Regions from separate parts of the Homo sapiens genome. Here region 2 is linked to region 1. The links are chromatin loops, found by intact Hi-C in ENCODE. Cell type or tissue: dorsolateral prefrontal cortex. All regions are shown on one strand. Each heading gives the region's core, and the rest is flanking DNA. Links, peaks and the distances in the headings are about the cores only.

What was found. Hi-C counts contacts between places; a loop is a spot of excess contacts. Peaks named below come from ENCODE experiments on the same cell type or tissue, not always from the same donor. Only the 100,000 strongest peaks of a DNase experiment are listed, where the experiment ranks them.
Region 2: it touches region 1 in a loop (3-fold over the local background); 3 of 110 quality-filtered maps call a loop at or near these places.

Annotation. Positions count from the first base shown.
Region 1 is chr1:18,995,368-19,000,740 of GRCh38, reverse strand. LOC105376815 (a long non-coding RNA gene) reads left to right here. Exons shown (of 3, transcript XR_947015.2): 2 at 3,682-3,751. Among named protein-coding and RNA genes, the nearest start is that of IFFO2, 41 kb to the right of the region's middle. In dorsolateral prefrontal cortex, for the core only: no CTCF peak of the experiment used is centred there; DNase peaks (open chromatin) are centred at 2,797 and 3,080; H3K4me3 peaks cover 431 bases; H3K27ac peaks cover 1,226 bases.
Region 2 is chr1:19,043,103-19,048,475 of GRCh38, reverse strand. The region is part of intron 1 of LOC105376815 (a long non-coding RNA gene); the gene reads left to right. Among named protein-coding and RNA genes, the nearest start is that of IFFO2, 89 kb to the right of the region's middle. RefSeq lists an enhancer at 3,884-4,858. In dorsolateral prefrontal cortex, for the core only: a CTCF peak has its summit at 3,167; a DNase peak (open chromatin) is centred at 3,045; H3K4me3 peaks cover 718 bases; H3K27me3 peaks cover 745 bases.

The DNA.
Region 1 (5,373 bases), core at 128-5,127:
TTTTTTATTCTCTCTGTGCCTCACTTTAGATAAATTCTATTGCTATAACTACAGGGCCAATGAGCTTTTCTTCTGCAGTGTCTGATTTCCTGGGAATTCCATTTAATGAATTTTTCATTTTAGACTTATATTTTTTTCCCCTCTAGAAATTTCACTTAATTCTTTTTTATATTTTCAATTTTCCTTCTCATTATGATGATCTTTTCCCATAAATACTTCAACATACTTGTGATAACTATTTTGACATATTTGTGTACTAGTTCCATCATTTCTGTTATTTCTGGGTACACTTCTATTGACTCATTTTTCTTCTGACCATGGGTCACATTTTTCTGCTTCTTGGTATATATAGTAAGTTTTGACCGGATGCTAGATTTTGTGAATGTTACATTGTTGAGAGTCTCAATTCTGTTGCCTTCCTTTAAAAGAATGCTGGGCTTTGTTCTAACAGGCACCTAAGTTATTTGCAAGTCAGTGTGAGCCCTTTGAAGCCTGTTTTTAAGCTTTGGTATGGCTGGTCTGAACTGGCCTTCATGCTAGGGATAGCTCAGCTTGTGGCTAAGGCCTGACCTCTATGGATTCTCTGCTGAATAGGTTTTTTCTTCTCCTTCTCCTCCATCTCTTCCATCTCCTCCTTCTCCTCCCGCTCCCCTCCCCCTCCCCTTTCCTCCTCCTCCTCCTCCTCCTCCTCCTCCTTCTTCTTCTTCTTCTTCTTCTTCTTCTTCTTCTTCTTCTTCTTCTTCTTCTTCTTCTTCTTCTTCTTCCTCTTCTTCTTCTTCTTCTTCTTCTCCATCTTCTCCTTCTTCTTCTCCTTCTTCTTCTTCTCCTCCTTCTTCTCCTTCTTCTTCTTTTTTTTAATAGAGACAGGGTCTTACTATGTTGCCCAGGCTGGTCTCAAGCTCCTGGGCTCAAGTGATCCTTCATCCTTGGCCTCCCAAAGTGCTAGGATTATAGGTGTGAGCTACCATGCCCAGCCTTGACTGGGTTTTCAATGAGTTCTAACCACTCTAAATGACTGCAGTGTCTCCTGGTCTGTGCCAACTCTGGAAATTGTTCAGCTTGCAACTTTCCAGCTGTTCTTTGCCCAGTCTCATAGGGTTTGATCCCATGTATGTGTGACCTAGGACTCAGAAACAACTCAAAAACATCCCATGCAGATTTCTGGAGTTTATTTTCTGCATAGTGTTTTCCTTTCTGGAACTGTGCCACGCAACTTCTGGCTGAATCCCTGAATTCCAGTCTCCAAATCCTCAGTTCTGCAAGAGTACTATATTCTGCTTGGTATGCCTCGCCCCAAGCCATGATCTGGAATATAACTTCAGGAAGAAAACCAAGGCAAACATAGGGCTCCTTTCATTTGTTTATCTTCTCTTAGGAGTCACATTAAGTCATTCCTGTTTTTCAATGATTGAAAAAAGTTATTTCATGGACTGTTTTTTTGTTTGTTTGTTTTGTTTTGTTTTCTTTTTGAGACAGAGTTTTACTCTTGTCACCCAGGCTGGAGTGCAGTGGCACAATCTCAGCTCACTGCAACCTCCACCTCTCTGGTTCAAATGATTCTCATACCTCAGCCTCCAAGTAGCTGAGATTACAGGCATGTGCCACCATGCCCCCCCAATTTTTTTTTGTATTTTTAGTAGAAACGGGGTTTCACCATGTTAGCCAGGCTGGTCTCCAACTCCTGACCTCAGGTGATCTGCCCACCTCAGCCTCTCAGAGTGTTGGGATTACAGGCGTGAGCCACCGCGCCTGGCTGGTTTTGTTCAGTTTTTTAGTTGCTTAGGGTGGGAAGGTAAGTCCAGTCCTTGTTACTCCATCACAGCCAGAAGCAGAAGTCAGGAACTGATATGTAGAAAAGCCATTGAATGACTCCATTTAAATGATGCCCCTCTCTCATGAAGCTTTTCTTAATTTCTGTCTCTTCTGTGTGTATTACCATCACATTCTGCTTTGACATATTAATATAATCACATACATATCTGACTGTCTCAGTGGACTCTAAGGGGCTCAAAGGTGGGGATGGGGTCTCTCTCTTCTTAGTATTAGTAACTTTCTTGAACCTAGCATGTGATAGGCCTTTAGAAAGTGAGGTTGGATTTCCTTCTGTGGCTTAGCAGTGAACTGAAGTGACCCTGATGAGGCAATGGGTATCTCAAGCTGAAACCCAGGAGGACTGGCTCGCTCTCCTGTGTAATCACCAGTAGGCAGAGCCCCAGGTAAAATCACAAGGGTGCATGATTCTCCCTTATTAGGCGAGGAAGTGGAGGATTGGTTAAAAGAATCCAGGCCTGTCCAGACTTGCAAAACACATCATCCTCACATTAGAATCCACGAAGCCTCTGGTTTTGATGCAGTGGAAGGGCTTGACCACAAGTGCCCTGACAGTGTCAGATAATCTTCTACGGGGGGACCAGACCAACCTCCGAGGAGCCTAGCGTCCACGAGCTGAGGCTGCTGCCGCTCCTGCGCCCTTCTTTAGAATGGAGTGAGGACAGGGAGTAGCAAGGCCTGGCCACTAGTCCTAGCTTTGTGACCTTGATCAGCTGACTGGGTTCCCCTAACTGCAGAATGAAGCCTCAGACAGGATGGTCTCTAAGGCTCTTTTCCCACCCTAAACAGCTGAGTTCTGGCAACTGATGATTGATGGTCCTGGAAGCCTGTGGTTCCTTGAGCTACTGATTCTAGGATGCTAGTAATTGATGGTTCTGAGACACTGGATTTCTGTGGCTCTGTGACTAGAACAATCTGTGGCTCAAACAATCCATGAGGCTGCGGCCCTCACACTCTATGGTTCGGATGACCACAGTCAGTAATGATTCTGTGCACCCTGCAGCATGCCTCCGTGACCCTGGAGCATCCACTGCTCTGGTCTTCATCAGTGGCCATGGAATGGGTATTCCTAGGATCCAGTCTTCTGTCTGCTCAAGAAGAACCCAAACCTGCTCCCCATTCATTGTTCCCAGGGTCATTAATTCTGAGTGATTCACTTACAGGAGGCAGAGAGAAACAGAGGTGCAGGGAATGCCAGCCCGGCTGCCCTTGGCCTGAAAGGGTTGAATTGTCTGCCTGCCTGAGAGAGCCATTGTGCTTGGTTGTCTGGTGCGGGCCGGGCTGGGTTGGGCTGGCAGCAGGGCCAGGCACCGCAGCACCATGCCCATTCTAGGGAAAGGTTCTGCCCTCCCAGCCCATCATCCGGCATGTGGCTTCTTTAGTGATACTGTGCCCCACCAGGAGGGGTGAGCAGGAGGGCAGAGGAAGAGCCCATTGCTGATTCTGCTTGCCAAGGTTCTTGGGTCTACTTCTTACTGGGTTGTGCCTGTTTTGCCATCCCTGGGTGATGCCCCTGATTCTTCCTGGTTCCTAGCCTGACTCTGCCTGGGACACACCCTGTGGCTCTCTGGAGGTCTCTGGACCTGGCTGTGCTGCCTAGCTGGGATCCCTTGCCGTGTGTTTATTTCCATGTTATTTCTGCCTAAATGAGGAGTAGGATGCTGTTTCCTGACCTGTGGATTTGGGACAAACCCCTAACGATTCCATCCCTGAACCATGGTGACTTAAGGTTAGATCCCAATACACAGAAGTAGGCTGAAGGAGAAAGTGAGAAGAATAGGTAAGCCCCTGACTCTGCCACCCATTTCCTGTGTGACCTTGGGCAATTCACTTCCCCTCTCTATGTTGCAGGCTCTTCAACCTGTAAAATGGGAGGGTAGTGCCTACTTCACCATAGCCGTGGGGAGAAGCCCGTGAAAACGTGAGTAAAAACAGGCTCTGTGGACCAAGGGTGGGTTATTGTTGCGGAAACAACGGGGCTTGTTCTCCAGAAACACACGTGGTGAGCCCACATCCTAGACCACACCTCTTAGGTGGTGTCCAGATATTGTGGAAGTGTTGGTGGGCACCCAGATCTGCCTCTCATGGTAGGAATCACAGACTCTTTCTTTCTGAGAGGACAGAATGTGATCAGGGGAAATTCATTCATCCATTCATCTCTATGTTCTGTAGTTCACTCTTTCATTCATTCATTCATTCATTCATTCATTCATTCATCATCATTCATCAAGCTCTGACTATTTGCCAGTCACTGTTTTAGATGCTTGTTTGTGTCTGAGAAATTCAACCTAGAGAAGAACTTACTGTACTCTGGACTCAGAGATGGGGGTAGTGGGTGGAAGTGGCCAAACTGACCCAGACTTCAGTCCTGCCTGGGAAAACAGTCCTCATAGGAGAATGTTGGAATCGGATAGGTGTGGGTCTCTGCCATTACTTACCTCTCTGTGTGACCTAGGGCAGATTACTTAGCCTTTCTGAGTCTCTGCTCCTCTGTAAGATGTGAAAAGCAATGGTGATCCCCTGCCAGGGTTTCTGTGAGGACTGAATCTAAATCGGGGCAGCCCCAAGTGTCTGAGTTTGGACTCTATAAATGATGCCTGTAAAGTGGAGGTTAAGGTCACAGGAATCAGATGAGCTGTGTTGAATCTCAGCTCTGCCACTTGTTGGCCAAGGGGACTTTGGTAAGTCACTTGGCCTGCCCTGCCTCAGTTTCCTCTTCTGTCAGATGGGGCTCATAGGTATTGTGAGGATTCAATTGTTAAAAATGTAGATCATGTAGCACAAACCCTGGCACATGGTAGACCTCAATCAATGGTGGCCAGTGGTATTAAATATTCCTCGTGATACCTGCGGGCCCAGCCATGAAGGAGCTTAGACTTCCTTCATAAACTTCTCAGGGAGGTGTGTGCTGCTGAGGGTATGCAAGATGAGCTTTGGTTTTTATGTGCATACATATTTAAAAATGGAATTTTTCTATAACTTATAGATACATAAATCTATACATTTTGAGAGTGAATAAAAAGGTTGGGGAACAACTACTCTCTGGGTGGAAGAGCCCCTCACCCCCTGCCCCTGCCCCATAAAGAATGTGGGTAGGATTCTGCGGCCTTGGACAAAGACTCTGGCCACATGGAAAACGGGGACTCATCTTGGAGCCTGGGATTTCTTTCTATGGAATGAGGCTGGGTGTCCCGCACCCCTTGCTCAGTTGGCCCCACCGGAATTTCTAGATTCCTAAGTCACTGGTGGAGTAGATACCTCTCCTCGCCCCTTGAGTTTCCTGGGATGGGTTTGGTCTCTGTTTGGGTGCCTTGTTGTGGGGTTTCCATGGGGCTGTCTGAGCTTGGTGATTGCACTGATCTCGGGGGCAACACCCCTGCTACCAAAGCCATCTTTGAGGAGGCTGCAGCCTTCCTTCCCGGGAGAGGTGGAGGGAGGAGGAGGAGGAGGAGGTAGGCACTCCCTGAGCGGTGTAGCAGTAACGGATCCTGACCTGTAGCCTTGGGCTCAGGATGAGCAAGAGGGGAGCCCCCTCCAGGGCCC
Region 2 (5,373 bases), core at 278-5,277, 48 kb before region 1:
TTCCCCTTCCTTCTTTCCTTCCTTCCTTCCTAGCTTCCTTCCTTCCTTCCTTCCTTCCTTCCTTCCTTCCTTCCTTCCTTCCTTCCTTTTTCTTTCCTTTTGTTTTTGAGATAAGGTCTCGCTCTGTCACACAGGCTGCAGTGCAGTGGCACAATCTCGGCTTACTGCAACCTCTACCTCCTGGCCTCAAGCAATCCTCCTGCCTCAGCCTCCTGAGTAGCTGGGATTACAGGCATGTGTCACCACACTCAGCTAATTTTTGTATTTTTAGTAGAGGTGGGATTTCGCCATGTTGGTCTCAAACTCCTTGACTCAGCCTCCCAAAGTGCTGGGACTACAGGCGTGAGCTGCCATGTGCCTAGGCTAAGATATCTTACTTTCACAAATTGTACACAAATCTCCAAGCAAGTGAGCCCATTGCTAGGGCTCCTCCCAGGGCCTTGCAGAGACTGTGAAGTTTGAGGTCTCTCAGCTTCCTGGGAAACCCACCTATGTTTAGAAAGGTGCACTAACTTGACCTGGGTCTCTCAGCTCATGAGAAGACCTGACCTCTGTTCCTGGGTGAGGCTTCTGTCATCTCCACCCTTCTCCCCTAAACAGGTTCATTTTCTGAATCTTGCCACATTGTCGGGGTGAGCTGGGCTAGGTGTGGAAGGTCTCTGTCTGGCTTTGGGGTGGGGATGGGATCAGAAACCCTAGGCCTAGGCTGGGCTTCACAATCCCCTTGGGGGCTTGTCAAGAATGCCTATCCCTGGAGACTCAGCCCCTCAGATATAGACTTAGTGGTTCTGGGGCAGGGCCTGGGAATCTGTATTTGTAATAGGCCTCCAGGAGAGGCAGCTGCAGTCACGCTTTTGGGACCCACTGCTCCAGGGACACCCCTCCTGCCCCAGTAAACTCTGTGTCTGGCCCCCTTCCAGGCTGGGCCTGGCGCTATGGGCAGAAGTTAGCGGTGACATGCTGCAGGCTGAGTGGGCCTCACTGCGGAGGCATGCAATTAGCAGCACCCAGAACAATGCCTTGGTTTCCATCATTAGCCCCCAAGCCTGGCTGGTAATTTGTTGCTTCTTTCATTGCAGTAACAAGCTCTGGCTTGGGAACGAGGAAAAGAGCTTTTCCCTTCCCCCAGGCATTCCCAAACACCTGCTTGGGGTAGAGTGGGGGCACCGTGGGAGCACAGGAGAGACACCTAATGCTTTCAGGTGCAATCCAGGAAGACTTCTTGTGGGAGGAGGCTGCCAGCAGGACCCAGAAAGGGACTGGCATTTGGCCAGGTGCCAGGGATATCACAGTAGATGGGGTAGACCCTATCCACGCCCTTGGGGCTTGCAGTCTGTTGGAGACCAATCAGTAGAGAAGCCACCGTATCCCAAGAGACAAATGTGGTCATGGATTGGAGAGACTCCCACTCAGCTGGATGTGGGCAGGGTCAGGGCAGGCTTCCTGGGCGAGGAGGCGATATCTCTGTTGAGCCCTGAAGGGTGAGTAGAGGTGGGCCAGGTGAAGCGGGTGGAGGTGGGATGTGTGCACAAGTTTTCTGGTCAGAAGGAACAGCATGTGCAAAACCCAGGGAGGCTGGAGATGTGAACAGGGCCTCATCAGCTGTGTCGAGTGATGGCTTGGACCCCTTTTGAAGAGTGACATGTGGTAGGTAGATTATATTTCCCAAATGTGGCTGCAACCCTGGCTACTGTTCCACTTGCTCTTCTTGCAAAATGGCCTTGACACTCCGCCCATCCAGCACTGGGGTCTGTCCCCTTCCCTTGAGCCTGGGTGGAGCTTTGTGTATAATGGATACTTTGTGTGTACGGTGGCGCTTTTTGTGTGATGCTCTGTGACCTCCAAGCTTAGGTCACACAAATACCTTTCTGTCTTGCTGTCTTGGGATAGTCACTCTTTGGACCCGGCCACCATGCAGTGAGGAATCCCAAACTAATCCATCCATGCAGAGAGGCCACAGGTGAGACTGTATCTAGGTGTCCAACCAACAGCCCTGCTGTGGTCCCGACTATGCCATCATCGACAGCCAGATGGGAAGAGGACTCTTCCAGTTAACCCCAGCTCCTACCCATCTAATCTTCCCAGGACATCATGGAGCAGAGTCATCTGAATTCCCGACCCACAGACTGAGCGTCAGGTGGTTGTTTTAAGTCACTAAGTTTTGGAAGGGGTTGTTAGCCAGCAGTGGTAACTGGAACAGGTGGTGAGCCGCCCGAGGACTTCTGCAGGGACAGCACGCTGGAGGGGTGTTTTGGAAAGCTTACAGTCTGCAGCATGGAGAGTGGATTGGAGGGGCTGAGATTGCAGGCAGGGGGCCCATTACATAAATCAACTTGAAATCCCAGCACCTCAGAGCCAAACGGAAGCTCTTAGGCTGTTTGTCCAACCCTCAGCAGTGTGGAAATTCCCGCCACATTGTTCCAAATGACCTTCAGCCCCTGCCTGGGCACTTCCAGTAATAGATGGCTCATTCCACACCACCAGGCTGCCCTGGCCCTCGGAGTGCCACGAAGTTCTTTCCTGGGTCGAGTTGAAATCTGCTGCCCAGACACACCCCCGTGTTAGACATTGTTCTGTCCTCTGAATTCTCATGGAATTCTCTTCCATTCCACCCTTGGAAGATTTGATGATGGTGACCAAATAGTGTCGTCTTCTGCAAAATTAATGGCTGCAGTGTGTCAACTGCAGGCTTTGAGTTGCACAGACCCGGGTCCACCTACCACTTCTAGCTGAGTGGCTCGGGCAGGTGCTGTTGCCTCTCTGAGCCTCATGCAGGTCAGGCATAACTCACGTCCCACCTCACGTCACTGTCGTGAGGGTGAGATGAGTCAGTACATGTACGGCCTTTACACCGAGCAGGGGCTCAGTAAGTGTCAGTTCATATAACAGAGCCGCAACCCTGCACGCCTCTCTATTCTCTATTCTATGACTGCATCGCTAGTCTATTATTATTTTGAAATAACTCAGCATTGGCCCAAACCGCTCTGAGGGAGCAGACAGTGACTCAACAGCAAGGGCCAGCCTCAGGGGACACTGGGGGGGCATTGTCCTCTGGAGTCAAAGGCAGCTCTGTTCATGGCTATCACCCTGTCTTCCCCAGCCTGGTTTCTGGCCCGATCACCCACAGCGGTGATGGCTTCGACTGTGCTGCCCCGACTGGCACCACTTCCTCACCACCCTCACCCACACCACTTCAGCTGTGAGGTTGTGGTCGGGGGCGGGGGCTTTCTGAGGAGGCTGAGGGTGCTGAGGGGTGGCGGTGATGGTGGGAGTGGAGTTTATGGATCCCCTTCTCTCCTTGATGACAAGCCCGTCGGGCTGCCACCTTGAGGTCGCATTTCCTTGGATGTTGCCTGGTTGGTTTAACCAGCCGAGATCGGGTGCTGGCAACTGTGCTGGACTCCATGTTGACTCTGGTGACCCATGTCTTCTGGGGACAGAGGGAGCAGCAGAGGCCCTTGGGGTCCCCTGCAGGGAGCAGGGATCAGGACCCTCACCCCCACGTCAACCACGGCGTCTCCACTTGGATTTGATTTCTTTTTTTTTTAAATTATACTTTAAGTTTTAGGGTACACGTGCACAACTTGCAGGTTAGTTACATATGTATACATGTGCCATATTGGTGTGCTGCACCCAGTAACTCGTCATGAGCCTCCCTGTCCCCTCCAGCAGGAGAGAGAAGCTCCTGCTGGCTCCTGGCCCACCCACCTTTCTCACTGAGGCCACTCCTGTCAGCCTACCCCACTGCCCCAGAGCCAGGAGCCCCAGGTACTTCAGACCCTGAACCACCCGCCTCCAGAGCCCTCTGCATCTGAGCTATGAGGAAGATGCCTTCTCAGCCAAATTCCCCTCTCGGCTTCCGGCTGGGGGTGGGACAAGGAAGGCTCCGCAAGGGCTGTCCCCTCCCTGCTATAATATATCTCCAAATGCTATCCCTCCCTACTCATTGGAGCTTTACCATCAGGGTTCTTTACCGAAAATGAAGGTCAGAAGCATTTTCTCTAGTCCACCGAGGCCTGAGAGGAGACTGCCCAGGTCACACAGCCAGACAGACATGGAACCGGAGGCCGATGGGCAGACATCTGCTCACTGCCTGCCCAGAGCCCCTATCTGCCCTTTCCCATCTCCCCTTCCCAAGAAGGCGGTGGGGAACCAGGTACAGCGTGTGATCCAAACAGCCAGTCAGTGTATGCCATGCCTCTGGCCACAGGGTTGGACGTGTGACCAAAGCCAGCCCTGGTCGGAGTGAGTCTCAGGCCTTGGGCTGGCGATGCTAAGGTGAGAGCTTCTCTCTCCTGCTGGAGGGGACAGGGAGGCTCATAGCCCTGGGAGCTGCCTGGGGTCAGAACTCTGCAGCCGGAAGTGGAGCCAACTCTGCAGCAGGCCGGGGAAAAATGGGGGAAAAGGGTGGATTGGGGTGATTTTTATTTTATTTTTAAATTTTATTTATTTATTTTTTTCAGAAAGGGTCTTGCTTTGTCACCCGGGCTGGAGTGCAGTGGTGTGATCACGGCTCACTGTAACCTTGAACTCCTGGGCTCCAGTGATCCTCCCATCTCAGCTTCCTGAGTAGCCGGGACTACAGGCATGAGCCGCAGTGCCTGGCTAATTTTTAAATTTTTTGTCAAGACGGATCTTGCTCTGTTGCCTAGGCTGGTGTTGAACTCCTGGGCTCCAGCGATCCCCCCTCCACCCCCTCCCACCCAGTCTCAGCCTCCTGAGTAGCTGGGATTACAGGTGTGAGCCATCACACCTGGCCCTTGGTGATATTTAGACCAGCTGTGTCCAGTCTCACCTAAAGGCAGAATCACTTCTGGACTTTTCAGCTAAAGAACCCTCTTTATTGTTGAGGCCAGTTTGAGTCTGATTTTGAGTTAGTGGTGGCCGAGCTCCTCCTCCTGCCAAGACCTGGCTACTGCGATGGCCCCCAGGTGAGCCCCTCCCCCAGGTTGCTTTCATCCTCCGCCCTCTAAGATGCTGGCGGTGGGACCTAGATGAGGCACCCCCATCTGGCTCCTGGCCCACCCACCTTTCTCGCCAGGGCCACCCCTGTCAGCCTACCCCACTGCCCCAGAGCCAGGAGCCCCAGGCACTTCAGACCCTGAATCACCCGCCTCCAGAGCCCTCTGCATCTAAGCTATGAGGAAGATGCCTTCTCAGCCAAATTCCCCTCTCGGCTTCCGACTGGGGGCGGGACAAGGAAGGCTCAGCAGGGGCTGTCCCCTCCCCGCTATAACTGTGCTGTGTCCCAGGTGTTTGGAAGTCACCCAGGGGGCTCTTCCCACGTCCTTTCTTGCCCCATTTGAGGGCAGCAGCAACAACAATTTCTTCCCTGCCTGCCTGCCCGACGCCGTGCCATGCACTTTCAGGGCA